Linked DNA regions of Mus musculus: region 1 is linked to region 2. Evidence: chromatin loops called from intact Hi-C (ENCODE). Cell type or tissue: left cerebral cortex. All regions are shown on one strand. Links, peaks and the distances in the headings refer to the core of each region. The heading gives the core; the rest is flanking DNA. Region 1 has its middle 210 kb from the start of Snhg14. Region 2 overlaps Snhg14 (small nucleolar RNA host gene 14).

Region 1 (9,982 bases), core at 1,383-9,382, 370 kb before region 2:
TATTGTTGAAGTTCATCTTTATTTCATTGAGGTATGATAAGATAGAAGGCATTATTTCAATTTTATTGTATCTGGTAAGAATTGCATTGTTACCAATGACATAGTCACTCATCCATAAGATGTTGTGAAGAAGCTATATTCATTTGCTTTTGTAAGATATTATGTACATGACATTTAGGAACATCTGAATCATAATTCCCATTAGTTTCATTATTTCTCTGTTAATTTTTGTTTAGGTGACTGCTGAGAACCAGCCTCAACCCTTTTGGGGTTCTCAAGAATAGGAAGATTGGATCCATACCAAATCAGAATCTCAAGCACGATGGCACTGACTTGGTGTTCTAAAGCTCCTGTCAAAGAAAGATTTTCTGGGTCATTATGTTCTTCAAACCAATTAATTTTCCTGAAATTCTTATCTAACTATACAACCAAATCACACAATGTACATACAAAGTCACAATTCAGTGCTGGAAAAAGCCAAAGCAAGTTATACATTAACATTTGACTCCCAGAAAAGCCATCAAATCAAAGCTTTTCTGGGCATGAACATGTGCTTACAGCATTAACATTAATATTACACAAGTGAAAATAATATTCATATTTTAGCTAATCTTAAATTTGCAAAATCTCTTTATTAATCTCATTCAAATATGTATTTCAACAGTGACCTGTCCAGCAGGTCCAGTTATTTGAGGGTCTCGAGGGGACCTTCTCCTAAGAACCAAATTGGGGGATAGAGAGAGACGAGGAACAAGCACAAGAACGACATGGAAACATTCTGAGTGGCATCAAAGTCCCATTGTATTAGCAAGGTTCAAGGTTTAAATGCACAAACAAAAGGGGAAGTACTTCTCAGCAGGAGTCATGGGGCAGCAGATTTTTTCCTTTTGGCAACTACATGGGGAAGCAGGAACTTGGTCGTAACAGGGTACATCTTGAGGTCAGGACATCCAGCGCTGACTTAGGGCTGGAACAATCTGTGGTTGTTCTCAGAGCAGTGGTTTGGTGGCCTTCTTTTGACCCCCTTTTCTTCACGGGGGGGGGAGGCCCAATTCAGAGATCAGGACAATAGTGTTGTCTTAATAACTCCCAACATCTCACCCGTTTTAATATTTTTATAAAGGCATATTGTATAATAAATTTGTAGCCACGTTTTTAACGACCGCCTAAACATCTGTTTGTTCACTGGGTGATTCTCTAAAACCAAGAAGGACACAAGGACAAGTCATCTATGTGGCTTGAATTAATGATTCCAGTCTGTTGGGTATAATCTGGGCTAGCCAAGGGATTTAGGAATGATGCAATCTCTGTGGTAGAGATAGAGGTCTGATCCCCAGTGAGCAATGTTAGAGGCCATGAACAGGATTGACTCTCAGGCCCACAGATTTTTACCCAGAGTAACCCTGACCTGCTTCTGTGCCATTTTTCTGGGGGAAGTTACCTAGGGCACTTAACCTTCATGCAATCAGGCATGCCTCTCAGAGACTGACTAACAACTTCCAGACCAATCTCTGTGTAGTACTTAGTCAAACAACTCTCATGGGCGACAGCTTCAAGCTCCAATTTTTCTATGTGTCTAGCCTGGGATGACTGTTTAGTTTCCAATGTGGCGAGAATGTATATTACCATGTCAGAAGCACAGACTACAGTAATCTATAAATGATTCGTGGCATGAGACTGATGGCCGAATTTAGGGAGAGGGGAATGAACTTACTTAAGCATTTTATGGAAATTGAGTCTCTTTCCAGAGACTAGGGTAATGAAGCGGCATCCACATTTGACTCTTCTCCAGTAACCTGCTTGTTATGGCCAATGTCCAGCCGATGGTAATGAACTGAAACAGATGCCCTTGAAATAGATGAATCAATTTGAGATTTAATAAATCGGGTAAATTTCTGAAATGCCCAAGGACCAAAGGAAATCAATAATATGAGTCCCAATAGGGGCCCCAAAAGGGAGGGCAACAAGGTCGAAAGCCAGGGGGAGATTGAAAAACAATTTTGATACCATGACTCTTGTTGTTCTCTCTCTCTCTCTCTCTCTCTCTCTCTCTCTCTCTCTCTCTCTCTCTCTCTCTCTCTCTCTCTCTCTCTGCCTTTTTTTTTCTAAACTGGCAGTAACCTTGGCAATGCTATCTTTAACTAATCGACACAAGGGCTTCGATTCCGGTCCCGGTCCCAGTTCCAGCAGCACCCAGGCCAAGAAGGACCGCAAGGATCACCTTCAAGATAGGCTCTCTTTTGTGGTGGGATGGCAAGGAGGCACCTTGATCCCAAAACTTCAGTAAGTCATCTGACTCATGAAAACTAAAATTTGGAAAAACCTGAAACAAGACACAATAATCTCTATTATTTATAAAATCTTGTATAATAATGTAGCGTGTAAGGCCCGTGGAACATGCCAAAAAGGTATCATTTGGGGCAAGAAGATAAAAAACCCATTTTTATTTACTCTAAACATGTTATTCCAAATCTCTAGCAAGGGCTGCGGCAGAAGCATGCCTGGGACCAACACACAACTTCCTATCACAGAGAGTTCTGTCAAGGTAAGCTGAACTGACTTGAAGGTAAGATACCTAGCATCTGAAAGCAGGGTAAAATTTCCAAATAAGGCTATGCCCTCACAAAAGTGTGGGGAAGCAGAAAACCACATCCAAAAAATTCATATTCTGACGCAATAACTTTGTGTCTTATCCTACAAGGCTAAAGCAGAAGCATTCAATATAGACCACAGTAAATCAGTGCAAGAGGGGGGGGCCCACAGGGAAAGTGGGATGAAATAGGGTCGTAGCATGCACTGGGGCAGGAACAGGGGGGCAGGTACCTGGAAGTCTGGGATTGTTTGGGGATTTAGGGTGATGTAATTGAGAATTAGGTCCTATGGATGCTTTATGAATGTTAGGGATGGTTTTAAGAAGCTGAACCTTAAAGGTCAGGCTATTATCAGAGTTATCTTGATACAATCTGAGGCAAGAGGGCGAGAACTTTTCCAAGCCTCTAAGTTCTTCCCCATAGATTCACAGGAAGACCTTTACCCACAAAGGGTTAAACAGTTCCAGTATAGTTTTCTTTGTCTGACCATGTTAGCAGTTTGGAGTTTTGTAAAGTGTCCTGTGTTTGACCTATGCCTTTAAATGAGTGGCAGTGGGCTGTAAGGGCCAGGCTGCAGGCCAATGTGTTGAGGAAATTACTGTCACATCGGCCCTGGTATCCAGGAGCCCTTGAAACTGTTTGCCTTCTAGAAACAAAGTCAGCATGGGCCGTGAATCAGTTATTTTCTGTACCCAGTAGACTTCTGAGGATCCTGGGGAAGATGGTCCTCGCTCCTCTTTCATATAAGGGAAATGGCCAAATAGTGGGAGTGGTAGGGCTTGGGCTATGTGCTCTCCAGCCCTAAGGGTAAGTGGTCCCTGCGTGATGGTGACTAAGATTTTTACCTCTCCATGGTTGTCAGTGTCAACCACTGTAGGAGTCACTGTTAGGCCTTGTAAAAGTCTGGACACTCAGCCGATGACAAGAAAAAATGTCTATTGGGGAGGGGGTCCAAGTTCACCTGTTTCGATGACCACTGTTCACTCCTCAGGAGTTATAATCCTGGTAGTGGAGGGACACAGGCCCAATCCTTTGTTCCCTGCCTTGGCCATGCACAATCTCCCGTGGGGCTAGGTGGTGGTCTGCAGTTGTCATCAGAGGAGACAGGCCCCACAGGGTGGCCCTCTGGCCATTTCAGTGGACCGCAGGGAGTGGGTGGCTGTTGATATCAAACTTAGATCTGCAATCTTTGCCCAATGGAGGCCTCTCTTGTACTTAGGGCAAAGACCGTGGGGGGGGGGTTGTTGGGTAACAGGCATAGTTGAGAGTGGGGTTCTCTGTCTTTGTGTAGGGCATCCTCTAGCAAAATATCCAGGTTGGTTGCATCTGTAGCAAGTTTTTTTTCTCCTTTATTTATTTGTTTCTGAGAGGGACCTTTGCGACCAGTTTGAGGATTTTTAGAGATGGGACCTTGAAGGTTCCCCATGAGGGCTTTTTGTAGACTCTGAATCTCTAGACTGACGTCTTGTAGCTCCTTTTGAAGCACTAGAACATCTTTAAGATTGGTGATCTGAGTCTGAAGTTCTCTTTTAGTTTGAAGTAATCGCTGAATGGATGAAGGGGCCAGCAATACAGGCCGAGGATTAGGCTGAGGATTAGGGGGAGAGGGGGGCAAATAAGGAGGAGGGTGGAAATTGAAGGGCTCGATGGTAAGATAGGCACGGAGCCTGGAACCATAGTGGTCTCGTTCATATTTAAAGGCTTCCTCATCCAATTCTGTCTCTGAGGCAGGATTGAGGGGTTCATCTGACAACTCCTTATACAAAATGGGGTAAATTCTTTTTGGTCTAACAGGGGGTTGAGCAGTAGCCCCTTTTCTAGAATCTAATCTAATTTGGGGAGAAAGAGGGAGAGGCAGGGAGTCCTTAGGGACTGGGGCATCTATAATCGATGATGGCCAAAACTGAAGATTCACCAGTGGCTTAGTTTCGCTTTTGTGATTCAGCAATTGGGAGTTTTCTAAAAATTCTTCAGTAAGGACTAGGAGGCAATGTCTTCTCCACCCTCTTCTGCCTGTTTAAGGAGAACTCTGACGATTCCCCAATAGCTAAAAAAGGACTCAGGGATATCTTCTCCTTGTTTTATTAAAGTATTGATATCTTTGCCTATTTCAGGGCCATTCAATGCCAGCCATGGACATCTCTCACCCACCAAACAAACAAAAAAAATTATTAAATCCTTTTTCTTAACTCTTATCCCTCTCTCCTAAAGAGACCCCTTCATCTCTTGAATATAAACTGTCTCTTTGGACAGAACATTCCCCATGGTGAATGGGACAACAACTGAATGCACAGGCTTACCTCTCGATGTCCACAACACTAAAGCGAAGTGGCTGGGAATTGTCTCACTGTCTGTGTGGTACATCTCTAATCCATTTTCCGGAGGTTGGCCGTACCTCGTGCCCCCCTTCTGGTGCCACTTGACCCGTCCAGCAGGTCCAGTTATTCGAGGGTCTCGAGGGGACATTCTCCTAAGAACCACATGGGGGGATAAAGAGAGATGAGGACCAAATGCAAGAATGACAGGGAAACATTCTGAGGGGCATCAAGGTCCCACTGTATTAAAAAGGCTCAACCTTTAAATGCACAAACAAAAGGGGAAAAATTCTCAGCAGGAGTAATGGGGCAGTGGAAATGCAACTCAGCAGGAGGGATGGGGCAATGGAGATGCACCTCAGCAGGAGGGATGGGGCAGCGAAAATTTTTCTTTTGGCGACTACATGGGGAAGCAGGTACTTGGTGGATCAGGGTACATCTTGAGGTCAGGACATCCAATGCTGACTTAGGGCTGGAATAATCTGTGTTTTTTCTCAGAGCGGTGGGTCAATGGCCTGCTTTTGATGACCTTTTCTTCTCCAGGGAGGGGTGCGAGAGGCCCAATTCAGAGATCAGGATAATAGTGTTGTCTTAATAGCTCCCAAAACAACAGTACATGCAAAACTCTTTTCTGTATGCAATATTAATTCATCTTCTAGCTTTCCTGGGACACCTTTACAAGCCCAAATTTTATCTTTTAGAACATGTGCCCTAATTTCCAAGGCAACAGATTCCAGACAGGCAAAGACATATGTCCCAATCTTACCAGGAAGGTCAGTTCACTAATCCAATGGCCCATTCAGGGTGTCTACCTGTTCTATTAATTCTTTATCATTTGTATTATACATAGATCTTCCAATTCCCCAATCATATTTCTGTATTAAACTTGCTATTATTAGAGATTTTTCTTCATGGGGGCTCTCATCATGGCTCCATGATCCAATGGACCCCACTACTTCTTCCTCTCTCTTGTCCCTTGTATTTTGTATGGACATCCCTGCCTTTGGTAACCTAAGCCCATAAATATTTTTCTTAAGGTCTTTAATTCTCTAAACTAGTAAAATTTCAGTTTTCTCAAAACCTTTTTCTGGTACAACTTAGTCATCATGAGTTGGCTAAAATTTCCAAAAAAAACTCAGTAAATGAAGTCAGTCTCCACATATAGAACCCTTCTTCCCATTATGCATGGGATGACTGCAGAAATGGCCAGGGGCTGAGCAATTTGTTCCTATAGATATCAAAGCCATTTCCTTCTCTAGTGGTGTCCTCAATTCCTTTCCCAGAAATGTTTACCTAAGTTGTATTTGAGAACAATTATTGTATTGAAAAAGGCAAGAGATAAGCACAGAAGAAAGAGCAATGTCATCTGTCCACCTGAAACCCAGAGAAACATTATTCCAGTTTCCAGAGTTCTCATAGCTGAAAGTGAATCATGCAACCATGTATGAAACCATGTTGTACCAATCAGATGACCTATTGATTAAAGTGAGACATAGGCTTAGATTTTGCAAAACATACTTTAATAAGATTTCTAAGACACATTGAGCCCCCCTCTAGCCCAAAATCCAAAGTTAGGGAAGAAAAGATGTTACATAGTTCTAGGGCATGAGGTCTTGTTTAGAAGCAGTTCTCTGAAGGTCATTTCAACCTCTGTTATCAGGTTATCAACAGTCTAGTTCAAATGTGTCACCAAAGATGAGTTAGCAGCAGCAGCACAATACAAAAACAGCAGAAACTGTAAGGCTTCAGCTAAATCATGAGTCAGTTGAATCCACCAGAACCAGATGGAAGGCAAGGAGAAGTTCTCTGCTAAACTTCACTCTACAAATCAATACCAGTGAAACACAATATCAAGGAAAGGTTGCAAGGGTAACTATGGGTGTGACCTAGTCCTGTCAATTCAGTCCTACTTATACTTTTTCCAAATATCACATGTCCTCTCATGTATATTTCTTCAGGCAAAAATCACATGACTCTGCATCAGCATAATCTCACATGAGTCTGCTTCAGCAAAATATCATGTGAATCTGCATCACATGACACAACCAGAAAATGTAATTCAGTGGAGAGCTGAAGTCTCCCACTCTTGAAGTGTGGAGTTCAATGTGTGCTTTCAGTTTTATCAATATTTCTTTTACAAATGTGGATGCCATTTCTGTTTGGAGCGTAAATTGAGATATCATCTTGTTAGATTTTTCCTTTTATGTGTTATGAAGTGTGCTTCCAGGCATCATCTTTTGATTAATTTTGGTTGAAGATATATATATATATATATATATATATATATATATTACAATGTCTACTTTAGCTTGCTCCTTGAGTCCACTAACTTGGAAAAAATTGTCCCACACCTTACTCTGAAGTAGTGTCTTTCTCTTCTATTTCTTTTACTCTAATGCTATGTCTTTTCGTGGTATCCCTGATTTACTGAATATTTTGTGCCAGGATTTATTTCTTTTAGATTTAACAATTCTTTTACTGATGTATCAATTTCTTACATTCTATCTTGTATGCCTAAGATTCTTTCTTCTATATCCAGTTATCTGTTTGTGACTCTTGCATACGTTGTTCCTATTCACTTCCCTATGTTTTCCATCTCAAAGGTTCCCTCAGATTTTCTTTTATTTACTGTTTCTATTTCCAGTTTCAGGTCATTCACAATCTTACTTATTTCATTAACTGTTTTAATTGTATTTTCCTGTATAACTTTAAGGGATCTGTTTGTTTCATCTTTAAGGATCTATACCTGTTTTATTTTATTTTTGTGTTTTTTTAAGAGATTGTTTTCTTTTTGTCTTTAAAGACCTCTATCACATTAATAAGATTGGCTTAATGGTGATTTTCTTGTGCTTCATTTGAGTTAGGAATTCCAGGGCTTGCTGTAGGAAGTTGGTTGTGCCCTGAAGGCTTTATATTACCTTTGTCTTGTTCTCTGTGTTCTGAGGGTGTTTAGCCATCTGAATGGCTTTCATCACTGGTTCGTCCTATTGTATTAGGTATGGGAATTGAGCTTAACCTATCTAGTCCTGGTGTGGCAGTCCTCTGATGTGTATCCATGGGATGTATGTTTGCTGATCACCTGGTTTGAATGGTTCATGATCTCTTGGTCTGATGAAGGTGGATGGAGAAGTGGTAGGGGTGTGAAGTTCCAGCAGGGATACCAGACTGCGCAGGGAAGCTTGGGGTTCCCAGTGAATTCTGTGGGCAAGTAAGATGAGTGGGTGGAGATAATATAACCTTTACACTTCAGGATCTGCAAGACTGATGAAAGTGGATGAAAAGGGCAATAGGGTAACAACAGGATATCAACATTCTTTTTGATTTGAGTGTAAAGAATTTATTTGCCATCTGATTTCTGAGTATCATGTAAACTAGCAAATTATGAACATAATAAATAAGAGTAAAATACCAAAATATCTCTGTATAATACTCAGCCAACAAGAATATGTTTTCAGAGTATGTACAATACATTATTTACTAAGTTGATTAAAAAAAAAAAAGACAGCAGCTTGAAAAGAGTATTTCAACTATGTCAAAGAATATAAGCCTGTTTTCTGCCATAGTATAGGGGAATGCCAGGGCAAAGAAGTGGGAGTGAGTGGGTATGGGAACATGGCAGGGAAAGGGTTTAGGGAACTTTTGGGATAGCATTTGAAATGTAAATGAAGAAAATATCTAATTAAAAATTAAAAAAAATAATATAAGCCTGTATTTGCTATTAATAGAACTGCAAATATTATCACTTCCTACACAATTAGGATGTGATCAAATTCCAAATGAAACTGACATACAGTATCTGGTATAAATGAAGGAAAGAATACATTCTAGGAGCAAGGGCCAATCATAAAGAGAGTCATTAATAGATTTAAAAGATTCTGGACCCATCCAATCTACCAATTGAACAAATGAAGATTCAGGATCATAAGACTAGTAAACATGTATAGAAGCACTAAGAAGAGGTACACAGGTCTAAGCAGATAGCATCATCACAAAGTAAAAATCAGGAAAAATAGGGTTTTCTTTATTTTATAGAATAGCACCTTCCTTTCACTGTATGGCCTTAACTTAAGCAACTAGGTGGACATTTGCTTAAGTACTCTGTCATTGCATCCATCTGCAATGACAGACACAGAAACCTACCAATATTTTTTCAGCCAAGTCCATTTCCAATTTTCAAATTATTTAAATTACAGAAAGCTATCTAAAGGCAATACATGGTGTTCTGCAAGAAAATGGTTTTGATCTCATGAACATATATCAACTTTAGTAAAATTTTAAGAATTGTACAAATAAATAAATAAATAAAAAGAAAATGGTAGAATATCCTTTGGTGTGCTCCATTTCTAAATTTTAGGAACTGCTGATTTAATCTTAATGTTACTTTCCAAATGTTCTCTAATCTTTATCTAAAGGAATGCCTTTAATAGGATCAATACATCATTCTTTAGAGAAAATATCAATTTGTTTGCTTCTATCGACTGGTCAGTTGTTATTTTTCTTACAGAAGTTGGTATTCCCATAATAGGAAATTTTCATAGAAGAGGATAATGCAGAAGCATTCTCTGAGGATTGAGGTATAACCCAAAGAAATTTAGAATTTATCCAGTGCAACTGTATAGGTAAAGTTTCTGAGGCAAGATTGAACTGCGGGTGACTTCTGTTCTGTTTTACAAAAATAGAATAGAAGCCAAGAATATATTTGTTGTAGGTACAGTATGGTGTTGGGGAAGGAGTTACCTCTATGGGTCCATACAGAGGCATCACGAGACACTGAGGCAAATGATGGTATAGTACAGAATAGAGTTTATTCAGAGCATGGGAACTGGAGTTGACAGAGTAGAGGCAGGGAACAGAAGAGAGAGAGAGAGAATGAATTAAAGGCAGAAAGACTGGCCATGAGCACATGAAAAGTGAGGATGGAGGGGTAAGGAAGGAGCAGGAGCAAGAGGGGAGGGGAGTGAGCAAGAGAGAAAGAGAGAAAGAGAGCAAGAGATGAGGACTGGCAAGTAAAACATTTTATAGTGAGTCGGGCATACTTTGCCTTTGCCAGATAACTGTGGTGCAGAGCATGAACAA
Region 2 (9,982 bases), core at 744-8,743:
GTAGCAAGTTTTTTTCTCCTTTATTTATTTGTTTCTGAGAGGGACCTTTGCGACCAGTTTGAGGATTTTTAGAGATGGGACCTTGAAGGTTCCCCATGAGGGCTTTTTGTAGACTCTGAATCTCTAGACTGACGTCTTGTAGCTCCTTTTGAAGCACTAGAACATCTTTAAGATTGGTGATCTGAGTCTGAAGTTCTCTTTTAGTTTGAAGTAATCGCTGAATGGATGAAGGGGCCAGCAATACAGGCCGAGGATTAGGCTGAGGATTAGGGGGAGAGGGGGGCAAATAAGGAGGAGGGTGGAAATTGAAGGGCTCGATGGTAAGATAGGCACGGAGCCTGGAACCATAGTGGTCTCGTTCATATTTAAAGGCTTCCTCATCCAATTCTGTCTCTGAGGCAGGATTGAGGGGTTCATCTGACAACTCCTTATACAAAATGGGGTAAATTCTTTTTGGTCTAACAGGGGGTTGAGCAGTAGCCGCTTTTCTAGAATCTAATCTAATTTGGGGAGAAAGAGGGAGAGGCAGGGAGTCCTTAGGGACTGGGGCATCTATAATCGATGATGGCCAAAACTGAAGATTCACCAGTGGCTTAGTTTCGCTTTTGTGATTCAGCAATTGGGAGTTTTCTAAAAATTCTTCAGTAAGGACTAGGAGGCAATGTCTTCTCCACCCTCTTCTGCCTGTTTAAGGAGATCTCTGACGATTCCCCAATAGCTAAAAAAGGACTCAGGGATATCTTCTCCTTGTTTTATTAAAGTATTGATATCTTTGCCTATTTCAGGGCCATTCAATGCCAGCCATGGACATCTCTCACCCACCAAACAAACAAAAAAAATTATTAAATCCTTTTTCTTAACTCTTATCCCTCTCTCCTAAAAAGACCCCTTCATCTCTTGAATATAAACTGTCTCTTTGGACAGAACATTCCCCATGGTGAATGGGACAACAACTGAATGCACAGGCTTACCTCTCGATGTCCACAACACTAAAGCGAAGTGGCTGGGAACTGTCTCACTGTCTGTGTGGTACTTCTCTAATCCATTTTCCGGAGGTTGGCCGTACCTCGTGCCCCCCTTCTGGTGCCACTTGACCCGTCCAGCAGGTCCAGTTATTCGAGGGTCTCGAGGAGACATTCTCCTAAGAACAACATGGGGGGATAAAGAGAGATGAAGACCAAATGCAAGAATGACAGGGAAACATTCTGAGTGGCATCAAGGTCCCACTGTATTAAAAAGGCTCAACCTTTAAATGCACAAACAAAAGGGGAAAAATTCTCAGCAGGAGTAATGGGGCAGTGGAAATGCAACTCAGCAGGAGGGATGGGGCAATGGAAATGCACCTCAGCAGGAGGGATGGGGCAGCGAAAATTTTTCTTTTGGCGACTACATGGGGAAGCAGGTACTTGGTGGATCAGGGTACATCTTGAGGTCAGGACATCCAGCGCTGACTCAGGGCTGGAACAATCTGTGGTTTTTCCCAAAAAACACAGTAAATGAAGTCAGTCTCCACATATAGAACCTTTCTTCCCATTATGCTTGGGATGACTGCAGGAATGGCCAGGGGCTGAGCAATTTGTTTCTATAGATATAAAAACCTTTTCCTTCTCTAGTAGTGTCATCAATCCCTTTCTCAGAAATTTTTACCTAAGTTGTATTTGAGAACAATTATTGTATTGAAAAAGGGGAAAGAGATAAGCATAGAAGAAAGGACAATGTCATCTGTCCACCTGAAACCCAGAGAAACATTATTCCGGTTTACAGAGTTCTCACAGCTGAAAGTGAATCATGCAACCATGTATGAAACCATGTTGTACCAATCAGATGACCTATTGATTAAAGTGAGACATAGGCTTAGATTTTGCAAAACCTACTTTAACAAGATTTCTAAAACACATTGAGCCCCCTTCTAGCCCAAAATCCAAAGTTAGGGAAGAAAAGATGTTACATACTTCTAGGGCATGAGGGCTTGTTTAGAAGCAGTTCTCTGAGGGCCATTCCAACCTCTGTTATCAGGTTACTAACAGTCTAGTTCAAATGTGTCACCAAAGATGAGTTAGCAGCAGCAGCACCATACAGAAACAGCAGAAACTGTAAGGCTTCAGCTAAATCATGAGTCAGTTGAAGCCACCAGAACCAGATGGAAGGCAAGGAGAAGTTCTCTGCTAAACTTCACTCTACAAATCAATACAAGTGAAACACAATATCAAGGAAAGGTTGCAAGGATAACTATGGGTGTGACCTATTCCTGTCAATTGGGTACTACTTATACTTTTTCCAAATATAACATGTCCTCTCATGTATATTTCTTCAGGCAAAAATCACATGACTCTGCATCAGCATAACTTCACATGAGTCTGCTTCAGCAAAATATCACCTGAACCTTCATCACATGACACAACCAGAAAATTCTATTTCAGTGGAGAGCTGGAGTCTCCCACTATTGAAGTGTGGAGTTCAATGTGTGCTTTCATTTTTAGCAATGCTTCTTTTACAAATGTGGATGCCATTTCTGTTTGGAGCATAGATGTTATAAATTGAGATATCATCTTGTTAGATCTTTCCTTTTTATGTGTTATGAAGAGTGCTGCCAGGCTTCTTTTGATTAATTTTGGTTGAAGGTATATTCTAATATATATTAGAATGGCTACTTTAGCTTGCTTCTTGAGTCCACTCACTTGGAAAAAATTGCCCCACATCTTACTCTGAAGTAGTGTCTTTCTCTTTTTTCCTACCACTCTAATGCTATGACTTTTCATGGTATCCCTGATTCACTGAATATTTTGTGCCAAGAATTTTTTTTTTAGATTTAACAATTTTTGACTGATGTATCATTTTCTTACATTCTATCTTGTATGCCTAAGATTCTTTCTTCTGTATCCAGTAATCTGTTTGTGACTCTTGCATATGTTGTTCCTATTCACTTACCTATGTTTTCCATCTCAAAGGTTCCCTCAGTTTTTCTTTTCTTTACTGTTTCTATGTCCAGTTTCAGGTCATTCACAGTCTTACTTATTTTGTTAACTGGTTTAATTGTATTTTCCTGTATAACTTTAAGGGATTTGTTTGTTTCACCTTTAAGGATCTGTACCTGTTTTATTTTATTTTTCTGTTTTTTTTTAAGAGATTGTTTTATTTTTGTCTTTAAAGACCTCTATCACATTAATAAGATTGGCTTTATGGTGATTTTCTTGTGCTTCATTTGAGTTAGGATTTCCAGGGCTTGCTGTAGAAAGTTGGTTGTGCTCTGAAGGCTTTATATTACCTTTGTCTTGTTCTCTGTGTTCTGAGGGTGTTTAGCCATCTGAATGGCTTTCATCACTGGTTAGTCCTGTTGTATTAGGTATGGGGATTGAGCTTAACCTCTCTAGTCCTGGTGTGGCAGTCCTCTGATGTGTATCCATGGGTGTATGTTTCCTGATCACCAGGTTTGAATGGTTCATGATCTCTTGGTCTGATGAAGGTGGATGGAGAAATGGCAGGAGTGTGGAGGTCCATCAGGGATACCAAACTGCTCAGTGAAGCTTGGGGTTCCCAGTGAATTCAGTGGGCAAGTAAGATGAGTGGGTGAAGATAATGTAACCTATACACTTCAGGATCTGCAGGACTGATGAAAGTGGTTGAAAAGGGCAGTAGGGTAATAACAGTATATCCACACTCTTTTTGATTCAAGTGGAATGAATATGTTTGCCATGTGATTTCTGAGTATCATATAAACTAGCAAATTATGAACATAATAAATAAGAATAAAATAACAAAATATCTCTGTATAATATTCAGCCAACAAGAATATGTTTTCAGAGTATGTACAATACATTATTTATTAAGTTGATTTAAAAAAAGACAACAGCTTGAAAAGAGTACTTCAACTATGTCAAAGAATATAAGCCTGTTTTCTGCCCCAATATGGGGAATGCCAAGGCCAAGAAGTGGGAGTGAGTGGGTAGGGGAGCATGGCGGGGGGAGGGTGTAGGGAACTTTTGGGATAGCATTTGAAACGTAAATGAAGAAAATACCTAATTAAAAATTTAAAAAAATAATATAAACCTGTATTTGCTATTAATAGAACTGCAAATATTATCACTTCCTACACAATTAGGACATGACAAAATTCCAAATGAAACTGACATACAGTATCTGGTCTAAATGAATGAAAGAATACATTCTAGGAGCAAGGGCCAATCATAAAGAGAGTCATTAATAGATTTAATAGATTCTGGACACATCCAATCTATCAATTGAATAAATGAAGATTAAGGATCATAAGACTAGTATACATGTATAAAAGCACTGAGAAGAGGTACAAAGGTCTAAGCAAATAGCATCATCACAAAGTAATAATCAGGTAAAATAGGGTTTTCTTTATTTAATAGAATAGCACCTTCCTTTCATTGCATGGCCTTAACTTAAACAACTAGGTAGACATTTGCTTAAGTAGTCTGTCATTGCATCCATCTGCAATGACAGACACAGAAACCCTACCAATATTTTTTCAGCCAAATCCATTTCCAATTTTCAAATTATTTAAATTACAGAAAGCTATCTAAAGGCAATACATGGTGTTCTGCAAGAAAATGGTTTTGATCTCATGAACATATATCAACTTTAGTAAAATTTTATGAATTATAAAAAAATAAATACATAAAAAGAAAATGGTAGAATATCCTTTGGTGTCCTCCATTTCTAAATTTTAGGAACTGCTGATTTAATATTACTTTTCAAATGTTCTCTGATCTTTATCTAAAGGAATGACTTTTATAGGATTAATACATCATTCTTTACAGAAAATATCAATTTGTTTACTTATATAGAGTGGTCTGTTGTTATTTTTTCTTACAGAAGTTGGTATTCCCATAATAGGAAAATTTCGTAGAAGAGGATAATGCAGAAGCATTCTCTGAGGATTGAAGTATAACCCAAAGAAATTTAGAACGTATCCAATGCAAATGTATAGGTAAAGTTTCTGAGGCAAGATTGAACTGCGGGTGACTTCTGTACTGTTTTATAAAAAGGAATAGAAGCCAAGAATATATTTGTTGTAGGTACAGTATGCTGTGGGGAAAGGATTTGCCTCTGTGGGTCCATGCAGACGCATCACTAGACACTGAGGTACCAGCACAATGATGGTATAGTATAGAATAGAGTTTAATCAGGGCATGGGAACTGGAGTTGAGGGAGTAGAGGCAGGGAAAGGGAGAGAAAGAGAGAGAGAGAGAGAGAGAGAGAGAGAGAGAGAGAGAGAGAGAGAGAGAGAGAGAGAGAGAATTAAAGGCAGAAAGACTGGCCATGAGCACATGAAAAGTGAAGATGGAGGGGAATGGAGAGAGCAAAGGATAAGGAATAAGGAAGGAGCAGGAGCAAGAGGGGAGGGGAGTGAGCAAGAGAGAAAGAGAGCAAGAGTTGAGGACTGGCAAGTAAACTATTTTATAGTGAGTCGGGCATACCTTGCCTTTGCCCGATAACTGTGGTGCAGAGCATAAACAAAATGCCAATGTTTCCCTATTTTGGTTTAATTAAAAAGGAGAAACTAAGAAAGGATGATGGTCAAGTAGGAATATGGTCTTTGTGTACTTGACCTACTTCCTGCTGACTTTGATGCAAGGTATCCCTGGGAAACCTAAGAAAGTGAGTATGGAAATGTTGGTCCAGTCTTAGGAGACTTGTCTGATTCCTTGATGTCCAGGGTGTATAGAACCATCTGTGGCTATATAAGAAGGAACAGGTTCAGTAGTAGAGACATCTGTGGCTTGCTTCTCTGGAGCTGTCCTGAATATAATGAACACCTGGACTTGACAAGATGCTGACTCATGTGCATATATATGATAGGTTGAGAATGAATTTAAGTAATTTGGTAATTTTCTTCCTAAGGTATGTATATATTTGAAATCCTGAAGTCTTGGTGGTTGTGAGTGAGATGAGTCCCAATTCTAGGACCAGGAGCAGGATCCAACCCTCTAGAATAGGAACTCAGGCTACTGATTGCCAGATGTTCTTATCTGGATCAAATCTTTATGGTCTGTGAGAGAGAAGTCTGAGTGGGTTTCCTGTAGCATATAAATTTAGAAAGTGATAAATTTGTTAGCAACATGAATAGTCTTTAAGATAATCTTAGAGAAGATAAAAACCTTCATGCAGCAGAAGAAGGAAGAAGCAATTTTTTCTGTTTGTCTAGGAGCCTAAATATCCACAAATTTAGTATATCAAGGAAAAAATTAAGCTTACATTTTAAATACAAAGTGTAGGACTCTGATACGCAGCCTGTTTTCTGTTTGAGATAGATTTAAACACAGGAGACGCAGCAGATAACTGCAAGGGACCGAAGCCATTTGCATGCTGCACTACTAGACACCAGGCTCCTGATACAAGGTCTCAGCTCTCCATAATTCTGTGGCTATCAGTCACATAAGGTAATGCCCCAAGCCCCTCCATAGGTAGCAGATGTGACTACAGATCACATAGCCTAAAGGAAGATCTCCATTTTAATGAAGAATCTAAAATCCTGAAGGGCTTAGCCAATTAAGCTCTCCTTCTCAGACACTGAAAAAGATATTTAACATCAGGCCTGCCCTTAGAAACTGGGTTAAGGTTTCACTCATCACAACTCTCCCCCATGCCAATAAATGCCTGAAAACCCTGGACAGTGTCTTCTCATTTAGGATCCAACATGTTGGAGCAATGGAGCAGATCTTTCTCTAAAGAGCCACATCTAACCTCCCACAGGAAGATTCACTGCACTATCTGCCAGGTCAGCTGCCTTACCAAGCTTGGAAACTCTCATCCCTGGAGAACCTGCTCTCCTCCTCTCCTTTTCCATTTGGCCTCAAGCTGAAGCCTGCCCATGGACCCCTGCAACATTCAAAGCTCTTTGGAGACATTGAGCTGGCTCCTGACAGTTCCCCTGTGGACCTCAGAATGTGCCTCCTCAAGCGCTGAGCATGGTCATGCAGCTTCTCACAGCCCCATGCCCACCCAGCATTCCTGTGCGGTGTCCACAATCAAACTTCCTGTGTTTTGCATCACCCAGGAGCCTGAGCACTGGGCTGGATGTGGGCCACAATGTTAACCCACAACAAAGAAAATTCAAATTCTTGACCTTGCAAATATGATATTTGATCATACAGTTTAGCAACAGAAAAACCTTATGACAATCATGGGAAATGTATATTTGAATTTGTGATTATACAGGTGGATTGCTTACTGGAATGTTTACTGGGGTTAGCATATTTTATAAGAAGACTAATGGTTAATGTTAGGAGAGTGGCATAGCAAGGAGAAGAAATATGAACCCTTTAGTCACTGGGAACTGAATTTAGTTAAGGATAACATAAAGTTACACTTGTGAAAGCTTACATCTGAACTTGTGTATCATTTATTGTGAAGTCTGTATAAAATCTGGCAGTCTTAACAAGTTAATGAATTTACTAATGAGCAAATAAGGTTGCTTACCATTGGGTAAGGAACAAGTTCTGTTTTTCTACAGCTATCAAGCTAGTTATTTTAGCAGTACATCTACTCAGAAATCTGTGAAGATTAAATTATAATCTTTAGGTCATATATTAATTAAAATGGCATGTTCATCTATGGTCCAATAACTAAGCAATCCCCAGGTCCCTGTTCTCTCCATGGCAACTAGGGAAGAATCAGACTGGCTATCAAGCCCTGAAAACAAAAATATACTTTTTTCCTCGCTCGGTCCCCCTCCCTCCATAGAGTAGATACATGTGAAATGACAAGCAACACACATTGTCTTAGGCAATATAAGACATTTGACTCTCAGGGTATCTTGTTTGTCCACAGAGTAGTCCAAGCCCTGGCAGTGAGAAGGACAATGGAGTGGTGTTTCTTAATGGTTGTCATACCACCATCCAAGTAGAAACTTTTCCCTGTACCCAATATCTTCTAAGAGACCTTGGTAGAGGGGTAACTGTTAGGCTATAGTAGTCTCTATCTGTCATAATCTTAAAGGTTATTACAAAACAGCTTTTCTTCCCGGTATCCAGCAACAATTTATTATGCGAATCAGTATAGGAAAGCTTAGGTTTTGGCTATGATCTTCTCCAGCAGAATCTTTTTTTTTTTCTCATGCCACTTACTCATAGCTGAAGAGGTGGATTAAAGACTGCATCCCAAGTTAAGTCACAGTTACTGTGCACTCCTTGATTATCTGAAGATAACAAAGGGTGTGATTTGGACCCAAATCTTATAAAGAAAAGCCCTATGATGAAATGACACTGTGAAATCCATCTAACAGATATCACCATCTTTACCCAGCTGAGAGGGGAGCATCGTCTGATAGCCAGAACTGAGTGGAATGGGATAATTTCCTGTGAGTGACTCTGCGAGAGGATTCTAATCCGGAGTGGGAAAAACAAGACCTCCTGTTTCTCTTTTATGGCCAAGGCAAGCTAGGATGACAAGATCTTTGGGGGGAAAGTCTCTTGGTTTACTAAAAACCTGTACTGCTCCCAATCGTGAATGAACTGTGTTGGGATGGTGGGCTTCCACTTTGCAAATGTAATGACAGAATAATTAGGAGATGAGGCAGAGGTGGTCTTTGGGCAGAGTTGATTGCCCTTATGCTTTCCACATCTGGGGAATGTAAGCTAGTGTACTTCATCTGGGGTTTGTCTTATTCTTCTAGATCAGTTCCTTGCCTGGATCCAGAAGTTAAGTTCCTTTTCTTATTCCCCTCAAATAAATGATACTTAGCTTGAAAAACGCTGTGCTCTGAATAGATGATGAAAAGTTCAGCCCTAGAACCACTTCCATGTTAATGAAGCATTTCTTAATAAGTCAACACTACTCTCAGGAAACCACAAAGCAATATAGACAAAGGCATGCTTCTTCTCCTCACCCAAAGAAGGTACTAGACAACGTGGGTTCCCATGACATATCTGTAAGACTCTCTGTGCTAGACTTTCCTCAGTATAAGCATCTCATTCTGGCTACAAGGTCCCCCAACGTTTCCCTACTTCTGCCCAACTCTTCTAAGGCTCTTGGCTTATGAGTTTATTATTTTTAACATTGAAAAGAAAGTTCTGCATTAATGGCTTCCACTTCTAGCCATTTAGATCTTAGATGCTAGGAGAGTGGGCTGAGGGCATGGATCAATTCACAGTTAGCTGTTCTGGCCATTGGGGACACACTTGATCATAACTTTCAGCCCCACTCCATTTTTGTCTGTTTCAAAGGCTTCAACTGCCTTGTCCAGAGGGAATTTGTGGGTAACTAAGGGCTTTTTTTTCTTTTTCTTTTTTTTTCCATTTTTATTAGGTATTTAGCTCATTTACATTTCCAATGCTATACCAAAAATCCCCCATACCCCCCCCACTCCCCTACCCACCCACTCCCCGTTTTTGGCCCTGGCATTCCCCTGTACTGGGGCATATAAAGTTTGCAAGTCCAATGGGCCTCTCATTGCAGTGATGGCCGACTAGGCCATCTTTAGATACATATGCAGCTAGAGACAAGAGCTCCAGGGTACTGCTTAGTTCATATTGTTGTTCCACCTATAGGGTTGCAGTTCCTTTTAGTTCCTTGGGTGCTTTCTCTAGTTCCTCCATTGGGGGCTCTGTGGTCCATTCAATAGCTGACTGTGAGCATCCACTTCTGTGTTTGCTAGGCCCTGGCATAGTCTCACAAGAGACAGCAATATCTGGGTCCCTTTAGCAAAATCTTCCTAGTGTATGCAATGGTGTCAGCGTTTGGAAGCTGATCATGGGATGGATCTCTGGATATGGCAATCACTAGATGGTCCATCCTTTCATCACACTTCCAAATTTTGTCTCTGTAACTCATTCCATGGGTGTTTTGTTTCCTATTCTAAGAAGGGTCAAAGTGTCGACACTTTGGTCTTCGTTCTCTTGAGTTTAATGTTTTCAGCAAATTATATCTTATATCTTGGGTATCCTAAGTTTCTGGGCTAATATCCACTTATCAGTGAGTACATATTGTGAGAGTTCCTTTGTGATTGGGTTACCTC

The links. Hi-C counts contacts between places; a loop is a spot of excess contacts. Peaks named below come from ENCODE experiments on the same cell type or tissue, not always from the same donor. Only the 100,000 strongest peaks of a DNase experiment are listed, where the experiment ranks them.
Region 1: it touches region 2 in a loop (5-fold over the local background); 8 of 42 quality-filtered maps call a loop at or near these places.

What each region holds. Positions count from the first base shown.
Region 1 is chr7:60,652,000-60,661,981 of GRCm38, reverse strand. No RefSeq gene overlaps it. Among named protein-coding and RNA genes, the nearest start is that of Snhg14, 210 kb to the right of the region's middle. In left cerebral cortex, for the core only: no CTCF peak of the experiment used is centred there; a DNase peak (open chromatin) is centred at 6,158.
Region 2 is chr7:60,279,356-60,289,337 of GRCm38, reverse strand. All of the region lies in intron 3 of Snhg14 (small nucleolar RNA host gene 14), which reads left to right. It also overlaps a transcript of Snrpn not described here and the pseudogene Gm18129. Among named protein-coding and RNA genes, the nearest start is that of Snhg14, 170 kb to the left of the region's middle. In left cerebral cortex, for the core only: no CTCF peak of the experiment used is centred there; no DNase peak of the experiment used is centred there.